4 separate regions of the Mus musculus genome follow, and regions 1, 2 and 4 are each linked to region 3. Evidence: chromatin loops called from intact Hi-C (ENCODE). Cell type or tissue: heart. All regions are shown on one strand. Region 1 has its middle 7.6 kb from the start of Npl. Region 2 overlaps C230024C17Rik (RIKEN cDNA C230024C17 gene). Region 3 has its middle 10 kb from the start of Rgs8. Region 4 overlaps Rgs16 (regulator of G-protein signaling 16).

Region 1 (2,500 bases), 85 kb after region 3:
TGTGTTTGGCTTTTCCCTGACTTCCTGGTCCACCTATAAATACAGCAAATATTTGAGTTAGACTTTTCTTTCAGAGGAAACACAATTCAGGCTATAGCAAGATGTCTAGCCTGAGAATGGAACACAGGAGGAAGACTCTCAAATATTCTGGGAGCTTGCCACAGGCCCAGATGAACCTGGTCAAAGGGGGCACTGCCCACAGTTCTGAGAGCTGGGATCTGAGTATGCCCACTGGCTACAGGCTGGCAGTGTCCTGAAGGCTTAGGCAAGGAGGTAGAGGGTGAGAGGTGGGGGACCAGCTAAATTCCTTGAAGGGCTGGGAGAGGCCTGCAATCTCTGATCTCTGATCCTGCATAGTTAGCACTCAATTGTTAGCGTGTGTGTGTGTGTGTGTGTGTGTGTGTGTGTGTGTGTGTGTGTGTGTGTGTGAGTGCACCATACTACTTGGAGGTTAGAAGACAACCTGGGGAATTTGGTTCTTTCCTTCCACCCTGTGAGTCCTGGGAATTGATCATCAGATTGGTGGCAGGCTCTTTACCCTAGGAGTCATTCGAGATCATCAATTATCTTCTGCTTCTCAAGAAGTCAGTTCCACTGGCTGTGCTGTCCGGAGTGTTTGGGGGGTTGTTTGTTTGTTTGTTTGTTTGTTTGTTTTTTGAGACAGCATCTCAGCCAGGCATGGTGGTCCAGGTCTTTAATCTCAGCACCTGGGAGGCAAAGGCAGGCAGATTTCTGAATTGAAGAACACCCTGGCCTACAGACAGAGTTCCACTACAGCCAGGGCTACACAGAGAAACCCGGTCTGGGGGGCTGGGGGGTGGGCCGGGGTGAGGGGGTGGGGTGCTTAGAAGAACAGACACCCAGACAGGAAGAGACAGGATCTCATGTCGTCCAGCCTTACCTGGACCTTGATGTCTGTGTCCTCCTGATCTTCCTACCTACAGCTCACAAGACCTGGGGCTACAGGTGTGTGTCACCACACCTAACACAGCTTCCATCTACTGCATTTTTACTTGGGGTGTCCTGGAGGTCCTGCCGGTGGCTTAATACACACTAGGATGCCATTTTACAGCTGAGCTATACCCTCAGCCCTTATGCTCAAAACCCAGAGAACCAGTGGTCTGGAGGAAATGTGTTGTGTTATTGTGCACATATGGGTGTTATGCCTGCATGAATGCCTGTGCACCAGGTACATGCCTGGTGCCTGCAGGGGACAGAAGATGATGCAGAATCCCTTAGGAGCTGGAGTTACAAATCACCGTAAACTGCCCTACAGGTGCTGGTATTGAACCTGAGGCCTCTGGAAGAGCCAGAGTTGTAACCACTGAGCCATCTCTCCAGGTCGAATCTTTTCATTGATTGCTAAAGTTCCAAGAAACTTGCAGTTCAGAAAGGAAGGGAGGGAAGGAGAAAGGGAGAGAGGGAGGAAGGGAGAAAGGGGGGAAGCAATTTCTGCTAGTAGACTGCCATCTAGTGGTAGGCTTCTGCCATACAGTGTTGATAATTGCCCATGCGCCTTGGGATACTTTTCCAAGCAGTGTCAAGTAGACTATAATTGGTTCACACACTGGCTAGGACATGCTGAGCATTCTTCAAAAGAGACTTTTGCCTCTGTGTTTACTTAAATATTATAAAAGAAACTCCTCCAGTCAAAATTAGTATTGCTTTCTCTTCTGCTAACAACCAATTGTATGTTCGTCCTCTCCCATGCTGATAATCAAATTAGGCCTACATTTCCAAAAGTTTTCCCAACCACAAGATTATCTCAAAGCAATGTATGTGACCAGTTTTCGCAGATGTCAAAAGGTTAGGCCAGGCATAATGGCACATGCCTTTAATCCCAGCACTCAGGAGACAGAGGCAGGCGGATTTCTGAGTTCGAGGCCAGCCTGGTCTACGGAGTGAGTTCCAGGACAGCCAGGGCTATACAGAGAAACCCTGTCTCAAAAAAAAACTAAAAAAAAAAAAAAAAAAAAGAAAAGTGTGAATATCACAGGTCATCAGTGAGGCAATGGCCTCCAGATTCAATCCACGCTAGGATTCTCCCTTTTGCTCTGAAAGAGCACACCAGGCCTCCGAGTCCTCCAAAGCTGTAAATTTTCCCACTTGGCCACCTGTTGTGGTGAAATAGCTGCTACAGGGAGTCAATCTTCTCCCACTAAGCTGACTGTTGTTCTGGGACCACAGGACTGCCACATGAGCTGTTAGTCATGTCTGTTCTGCATTCCATACCAATTCAACCATGTGTGGAGGGTAGGGACTCGTGTGTCCCGCAGAACAGGAGAGACCAAACACACTGAGCTGTGATCAGAAGAGGTATTGGCTGTTAGGGTAGGGAGGCAGCCCCTGAAGGGGAAAGGTCTGAAATAAGAGCCCTCTTACATCAGAAGGGATGGAATATCCTGGGTGCATGGAAAACCCCAGTCTTGGCAAGAATTTGGGATCTCTGGGGAATTAAAGAAAGACCAGCAGACTAGGAGCTAATTCTACTTAATAAAGA
Region 2 (2,500 bases), 88 kb before region 3:
ATGGGTGGCATTAACAAACAATAGTGCTTCTGTTCGGCTGCCTTTGAAAACCATCTGGGTTTTTTTGAAAGCCATGCTTGTAAGTCCAGCGCTCTGCAAGTGGGGACAGGAGAAGCTTGAGGTCATTTTTGGCGCTCTCTCTCTCTCTCTCTCTCTCTCTCTCACACACACACACACACACACACTCACACTCAAGAGCACGTGCCATGGTGCATATATAGAGGTCAGAAGACAACCTCAGTTGTGGCTTCTCGATTGCCACCTTGTTTGAGGCAGTGTCTTTTTATTGTTTGCCACTGTGTCCACCAGACTAGCTACCCCTACAAGCTCGCAGGGGTCCCCCGTCTCGGCTTTCAATCTCTTTGTAGCAACAAAGGGACTGCAGATGTATACTACCATGCCTGGCTTTGACATGAGTCCCGGGGATCCGAACTTGAGTCTTCAGCTTGTACAATAAGCATTTTATCAGCGGATCTATCTCCTAAGCCCAGAGGTGAGTTTCATAATATCATACTTTTTTCCAAATGCTTCAGCTACATGTCTAAATATATGTATACATTGGTATAAGTCTATATCTGCTCTTCTATAGCTCAAGAAAAAAAAAGGGACCAATATGCAAATTCTGGGGGAGGGGCATTGTTGAATCTAAGTAATAGGCATTTATAATTATTTCTCTACTCCCCTGCATGCTTGAAATTCTCTCTAATAGAAAAACTTCCTTCCGAATCGCCCCCTGGCAATGCAATTTACCTTTCTCTCATTCCCTAATAGTATATTAATTAAGTGCTTAGAAACCTTCTACAGATCATTTCCTCTCACGAAGCTGTACTTGAGGAAAAACAAGCCCAAGGATGGGGACTCCACCAGGGTTCCCCATAATCAGCCCTTCCTTGCTTCATTCATGAGCACAAGAACAGCATCTTGGCCCGATAGTAAATCGCTCGTGACTGAATGAGTTGTGAATGAGGTAACGTGATATAAAACACAGGAGAACTGTACTGTCCTCTGTGATTAAGTGGCTGTGTGGCCATGAGCAATCACTAACCTCTCTGTGCCTCCTCTGTCTTCTCATTAGCAAGCAAGACTTAATAAGAGCTGTTTCCATCAACAAATGGGGGAAAGTGGTTGAAAGTACCCTGAGAAATGAATCTGTGTGTTCACTTTATTTTTGTTATCAAGATGTCCAAAGAAAGATTCTGAGACAGGGTGAGTGTGTTGAGGGTGTGTGTGTGGGGGGGTGCTACTTTCTGTCCATGAAGGATGGGAATTTCCACTCAGCTGGAAGTAGCACACTCCTGTGGCTCTGGCCTCATTGTCTCTCACCTCCTGCCTTAGCCCCACCTTCCCTTTTCTCTAACCAACTGACAAGTGCTGGGAAACACAGGGAATCTTAAAATAGAGCAACAGATCTCTCCAGCTCACAGCCTAAGGCTTGGCTGGGCCGGGGACTTGTGCAGAACTCAACAATTGGCTCACATGGCCCTGTGCTCCGGAAGAGCCAGGCCATGGAAAAAGCAAGCACATGCCTTCCAGAAAAGGGCCATCATCCAGGATGCCGTGTTTGGTTTGGCTGCCCATCTGAGGCCCTGCTGCCTGGGATGCTTTGGCCTGGAGAGTCTTGTGCCTCTGGGGATCCAGCTTACAGAAGGACCAGCTCTTCCTGGAAATAGTAGCAGTCCCACTGGCCCTGAAAAAAATGGGGTTACAACAAGAGGCCCTGGAGCAGGGTTGGGGCGAAGGGCCCAAAACTCCTTTGTTTGAAAGGTGCTTGACTTCAAGCAGAGGATCAGATAAGAGATGCTTATGTAACTAAACATGGATGGATACTCTGTGGGCAAATGGAGAGCCACCTTGAAGAGTGAGTGGACCCAATGGGTCCTGAGTAACCAACTGGCAAGCTTTCAACCTGACTCTTAGAGGAAAAGTCACTACATGTGTGTGTGTGTGTGTGTGTGTGTGTGTGTGTGTGTGTCTGTATGTGTGTGTGTGTTTATGTATGTGTGTGTGTGTATGTAAGTGTATGTGTCTGTATGTATGTGTGTGTATGTGCCTGTGTGTATGTATGTGTGTGTCTGTATGTGTGTGTGTGTTTATGTATGTGTGTGTGTGTGTGTGTAAGTGTATGTGTCTGTATGTATGTGTGTGTATGTGCCTGTGTGTGTGTGTGTTTGTGTGTGTGTTAACCTTCCCACCACCACCCTTCCCCCCCAAAACCCCAACTGTTCTGTCACCTGAGTGTCAACTAACCTGGTAAGGCAGAAGCTCTGTGCCAAGCACTCCCTGGATACATCTGTGCCTTTGATCCTCACAACTGAAAGGCACAGGAAATACTCTTAACCTGCTTTACTGATAGAGGAGCTGACACACACACAGCCCCACATCTTCCCGTGACAGAGCCAGGATCCAAAGCCAGCTGCTGGCTACAGCTCTCGTGGGTGTCACACACAGCTCTGCCAAGCAGCTAGCAGGCCCTGACAGAATATACCCTTAGACTGACCTG
Region 3 (2,500 bases):
AGAAGTAAAATATTCTGCTTTCCCAACACTAAAATCTACACACATGCACACACACACACACACACACACACACACACACACACACCTTTAAGATTCCCACAGCCAAGAAGTCTTACAACCTGTGTGTGTCTGAAATGAGGTAAGGTTGGTGACTAGCCCCCCCACCTCCACCTCCACCTCCACCCCCACCACTGCCCCCTACCAAGTCTATCTTCCTGAAAATGTAAAGCTACAGCAAAAACATTTGCATTCTCCAGTTTGTATAGTGTGGTGATGGGTCTTCATTGCCAGGAGTCATTTGCATGCTCATTAAAATGATTTGAACTGAACTGGGAGAAAGGTTGGTGCACACTCGTGATAGCCCAGCGTTATCATGGTGGCTGCAACTCAGAGAATCCAGTGTGACACTGTACCCACCGGGAAGAATGACCCAAATGACCACTAGAAGGGCTGAAGGCTGAAGCAGCCTGTTGAAGCTGAGCACATTTGAATGTTTCTGGCTCTGTCCTCCCCTGCTACTCTGTTGTGGGTCCCCATGACTATTCCTAAGCAGGTTGAGAAAAACAAAATGTAAAATCCACTGAGGAGAAGGGAGAAAACTGGAGCCTCGCATACCTGCAGAGGGTTTGACAGGACTGCTGTCAGGGTCAGTTGTGGCGCCGATGCCTGTAGTTCCTGAACTCGGGAGGATCAAGATGAGTCCAAGGCCATCTTGGGCTATATAGTTTAGGCCAGCCTGGGCTACAGGTGAGGCCCTGTCTCAAAAAACAACAAACAAACAAACAAACAAGCAAAGTTTGTGTGACTTTAGGCAAGTGACTTGATCCCTCCGTGCCTCGGTTTTTTGAATGCACTAAATGGGAACCACACACAAATTAAATCGGTGCACACACAAACAGCGGTAGTGAAGGTGTAGTTACATATATTCAAATGTCAAGGAGGGCTCAAATTTACTGTGTGTCTGTGAGAAGAGAGGATGGCAGAAGAGATGAAAATACCTGGAAGAAACTAGGTTCGTTTCCTTTTTTTAATAATTCTGAGAAGGTTAAAGCCAAAGACGGGTTACAGCAGGGGCGTTCTAACTGAATCTAGATGAATCGCATTTGCCGATTCATCTCTGTAGCAGAAGCCTCCTCTCTGCCTGTACTTTCAGATCTTCATCCCAGAGCCAGAGGTTTCAGGACGCCACTGAGGCAAGCCTTCATTCACATCCTTCCTTCCACCTGGGATTAGAAACATTGGCCAGGCAGCCACAGCTAAATGGCTTTTCTTTTCCTGGCATCGAGCCGTATTTAAAAGTCAAGAAAGGCATTTATTTGGTTGGTTTGTGGGGGAAGGAGGAGGATGGGGGGCGGGCAACAGAGATAGGAAAAGCAAGGGTTTCTGGAAACAGCTCCTTCCTGGGAGCAGAGTTTAGCTAGGAGAGCCAAGCATCCTTGGCGTGGGGCCCGGGGACTCTCCTCACTCCCAGCCCCCAGGGACTGACACTTGCCACAGGGAAAGTTGAAAACACTTCTCAGAGCAGTCTAGACATGCGCCATATGTTTGTGTCCTCAGAAACTTCCATGCAGATCCCAGTACTGTGGCTCTCCGAGAGACTTGGTTGCTGCGGGGGTTCATCGGAATCCAGAGAGCGCCCTGGGGATGGCCATAGGGCTTCCGAATCCCGGAAAGCATTCAGGGAAAGCCCGGGAGTGGCCCTCGGAGTGCCACAAGCCTGGGGCCTTCCTGGCAGAGAGGATATCTTATTCCAGCAGCCAAAAGTTCTCAGATCTAAAGAAAGAGGTCCCTTGGGGACTCTAATGAATGCTGTGCTCCAGCAGGGCCAGCTCAGCTCAGCTGTTTGATTAATGTCACACGAGAAGACTTGAGGCAATTTTAACATTTGAGCAAAATCTTTACAGGGTGTCTGCCCAGGATGAGATCTGGCGCCTCACACCCCACCGAGGAAACTGCAAGCCTTCAGGGAGATGGGGGTGGAGGGGTGTGGGGGGCCCCGGGCCAATGAAAACAGCCCGGGCCAAAAGAAAACCTGTGAAGGGTCTGTCTATGCCTCTGCTCCCGAATCTTGGGGGCACTGCAGCCAAGCCCTGGGAGCCCACTGAGGCTCCATCTGCTGCTTGCCAATTCTGCTCCAGCCAGGAGGAGGGGGAGGGGCCCCCAGCTGTTAGACCGGGTCCCGCCCTGCTATTGGCTGATACCTTTTCAAAAGCTTTTATGAAACTGCTGTTGCTGGGAAGCAGCTGAAGCCATTTGCCCTGGAAAATGGAAGGAAGCAGGTGTGACCACTCACCCCAACCTGACCCTCCCAAACATCCGCCCCGCCTCCTCTGCCGGGTGCCTTACTTTGTTCCTGTACGCCTCTAAGAGCCCAACCATGCCTGGCTGGCCTAAGCATTTCTCCCCTCTCTCCCTAAATGCAAGCAAGAACATCATTCTTGGATTTTTCCTGGAGGAAAGGAAGTGCGGTCCAGAGACGAGTTCCAGGGGACACCATGGA
Region 4 (2,500 bases), 100 kb before region 3:
GGGCTGCCGCTGGGTGCAGAGGTGGAAGTGGCCGAGGCTTGGGCAGCCAGGTCGCGATAAGCTGGTGACTTGAGGAAGCGCGGATAGGAGTCCTTCTCCATCAATGTGCGGGTCTTCCCCTGAGCCACATCGAAGCAACTGGTAGTGGCAGCTTGTAGGTTTGTCTTGGTCAGTTCTCGGGTCTCGTGATCTATGTTCACCTGTGGGGGAAGCAGGGCAAACCACAAAGGTGAGTGGTGTGGAGTGGGGTGGCCGGGCAGGGCAGGGCGGAGGGGGGGGGAGTTTGGTGAGCAAGTGATGTCACTGAAAGAGTACCAGACAGTAAATAAAGTGACTCCTTTCATATACATATATACATATGCATGTATATATGTGTATATGAGTATATGTGATCTGTATGTATATGTGCCTGCATAAGTGTGTGCACCGCATGTACATAGGAGCCTCTAGAGGCCTGAAGGATCCCCAGAAATGGAGTTAAAGGAGGTTGTGAGCTGCCATGCTGGTGATAAAATATAGGAGTTCTGGATGTATAGTGTGGGGTGACCTATGTCCTCTACAGCAAGTGCTCTTAACCACTGAGCCATCTCTTCAGCCCCACTCACCAGCTTTTCGGGTCTAGGACAGTTCCCACTTCAGACCCAGGGGTTGGTCCTCTGATCTCTCAAGACTAACATGAGGCCTTTTATGAATGCTACTCCTCTGCTGGTTCCAGTCACCACCTCTGCGCTGGACCTGTGTAGTAATTCGGCTCCTGCCTCCCCTCACTCCCACTGTCTGTCTGTCCTCACAGCTGCTAAATCGAGCCCAATCCGTCTGGAAATACCCTAGCTTCCTGTCCATGTCATTCAAAGGAAAAGCTAGAATGGCTGCATCTGGCCACCAGCCATGTGTATGACCTCACCTGTCCCCGTTCCCTGTGGCAGGATGTCCTTCCCTCTCTCGATCCTTACAACTCTTGGCCTTGTGTGTTCTTTCACCGGCTCCCTAATTCTCACTGTGTGCTCTGTTCACATCCCTGGCTTATACTGAATTGGTTCCTGACATCTTCTCCCGTTACAATAGAGTTCCACTAGAACTCTACACTTTTCACTGCTACATCCTCTAAGATAATAAAACTTCCTTGCATGTTAAGTGATACTTATTAAATCGTTACAGAGTAAATGTAAAATAAACAGAAGCAGCCAGAAAACAAGATACAAACACACAGCATTGCTCAGGTGTGTCCACCAGGTGGCGCCACTGCTACTGTGAATAGCCTTTCAGAGGCATTGCAAAAAGAAACAAAAAACAAAAAACAAAAAAACAAAAACCTAACAAACAAACAAAAAAACAACAAAAAAAGTTCCCAAAGGGTGGACACAGATCAGAGTCAGGTTATCCAAAGCCTTTTGTTCCTCTACTTTCTTGTGCTGAGTTTTTGTTTTGTTTTGTTTTTTTAATAACGAATTTACAAATGTTGGTATGGAGAGAAGAACCCCTCCCCCCCAAAAAAATTCTTGCCGTCCCTGTGCTATATATAACACTTTGTGTTGCAAAGTTTAGTGTCCAGCCACTGACTCCCTACCCTTCTCCAACCGTGCAGACTACTGCACTGCAAAGCTAACTCTTCCCTCATTGACCTCGGTTTTCAGTTGGAAAGGAACAGACAGGGTCTGGAGGAGTCAAGGCCGGAGCCGAGTGCTGGGGCACTGGGACACTGACCTCTTTAGGGGCTTCGCTGCGGATGTACTCGTCAAAGATGTGGTGAGCCCTGGACGCCAGTTTGGTGGCTGATCGGATCTTCTTGAACTCCTCGCAGGCCAACCAGAACTCCAGGTTCTCCTCACTGAATTCCGTCTTTAGGAAGGCATGGAAGGCAGCCACCCCATCTGTGGTAAGGGGAGAAAGGAGACAGGTCAGACTAGGGGACAGCTGCGAAGAAAAGACGAAAAGACAGCAATTGGCGTTAATGGCTCTATTTTTAGAATGTAATTTTCCTGAACAAGGCTCTGTCTTTGTGTTCCGAACAGAGGCTGGCACACTGGAGGACTGGGGTTATTATTACTACTACTATTATTTGGCCCCGTGTTTTTTCAGCCTTGCTGGGACAATCTCCAAGCACATGAGCACACACGTGCCTTTCACAGACAGACAACAGGGTCCTACTTACTTTTACTGTTCAGCAGCAAATCGAAAGACTCTCTCCATCCCAGTACATCTTCTGAGAAGCTTCTGTGGGGGGGGGGGGGAGATGGGGGGAGCAGAGATTTTTAAATGAATATTTTTTAATCAACAAACAAAAGCATCCTAGGCTGAAGTTATTGGTTGTCAAAACTAACCTCTCAAGCTCCCATGAAACAGGTTATGTAAGGGGCACCTGGGCATCCAGCAACCGTTGCCAGGAACCCTTTAGTCCTCAGTCAGTATCCCTAACACCGCCTTCTTCTGTAACTAAATGGATTCTAGTCCCAAGATTCTCAACTTTGGTTTGCACACCTCTCCAATGAAGCAGGAGGCT

What was found. A loop is a pair of places that touch in the nucleus more often than their neighbours do. Peaks named below come from ENCODE experiments on the same cell type or tissue, not always from the same donor. Only the 100,000 strongest peaks of a DNase experiment are listed, where the experiment ranks them.
Region 1: it touches region 3 in a loop (3-fold over the local background); 5 of 42 quality-filtered maps call a loop at or near these places.
Region 2: a loop joins it to region 3, with 2.3 times the contacts of the local background. A loop is called at or near these places in 2 of 42 quality-filtered maps.
Region 4: a loop joins it to region 3, with 3 times the contacts of the local background. A loop is called at or near these places in 4 of 42 quality-filtered maps.

What each region holds. Positions count from the first base shown.
Region 1 is chr1:153,556,084-153,558,583 of GRCm38, reverse strand. No RefSeq gene overlaps it. Among named protein-coding and RNA genes, the nearest start is that of Npl, 7.6 kb to the right of the region's middle. In heart, CTCF peaks have their summits at 1,287 and 1,487 (motif pointing left); no DNase peak of the experiment used is centred here.
Region 2 is chr1:153,729,863-153,732,362 of GRCm38, reverse strand. C230024C17Rik (RIKEN cDNA C230024C17 gene) reads left to right here. Exons shown (of 3, transcript NR_046171.1): 2 at 369-493. Among named protein-coding and RNA genes, the nearest start is that of C230024C17Rik, 6.7 kb to the left of the region's middle. In heart, no CTCF peak of the experiment used is centred here; a DNase peak (open chromatin) is centred at 1,522; H3K27ac peaks cover 1,521 bases.
Region 3 is chr1:153,641,385-153,643,884 of GRCm38, reverse strand. No RefSeq gene overlaps it. Among named protein-coding and RNA genes, the nearest start is that of Rgs8, 10 kb to the left of the region's middle. In heart, no CTCF peak of the experiment used is centred here; DNase peaks (open chromatin) are centred at 1,514 and 2,234; H3K4me3 peaks cover 1,236 bases; H3K27ac peaks cover 1,382 bases.
Region 4 is chr1:153,741,334-153,743,833 of GRCm38, reverse strand. Rgs16 (regulator of G-protein signaling 16) reads right to left here. Exons shown (of 5, transcript NM_011267.3): 3 at 2,153-2,214; 4 at 1,705-1,871; 5 at 1-200. Among named protein-coding and RNA genes, the nearest start is that of Rgs16, 2.2 kb to the right of the region's middle. In heart, a CTCF peak has its summit at 1,230 (motif pointing right); a DNase peak (open chromatin) is centred at 843; H3K27me3 peaks cover 886 bases.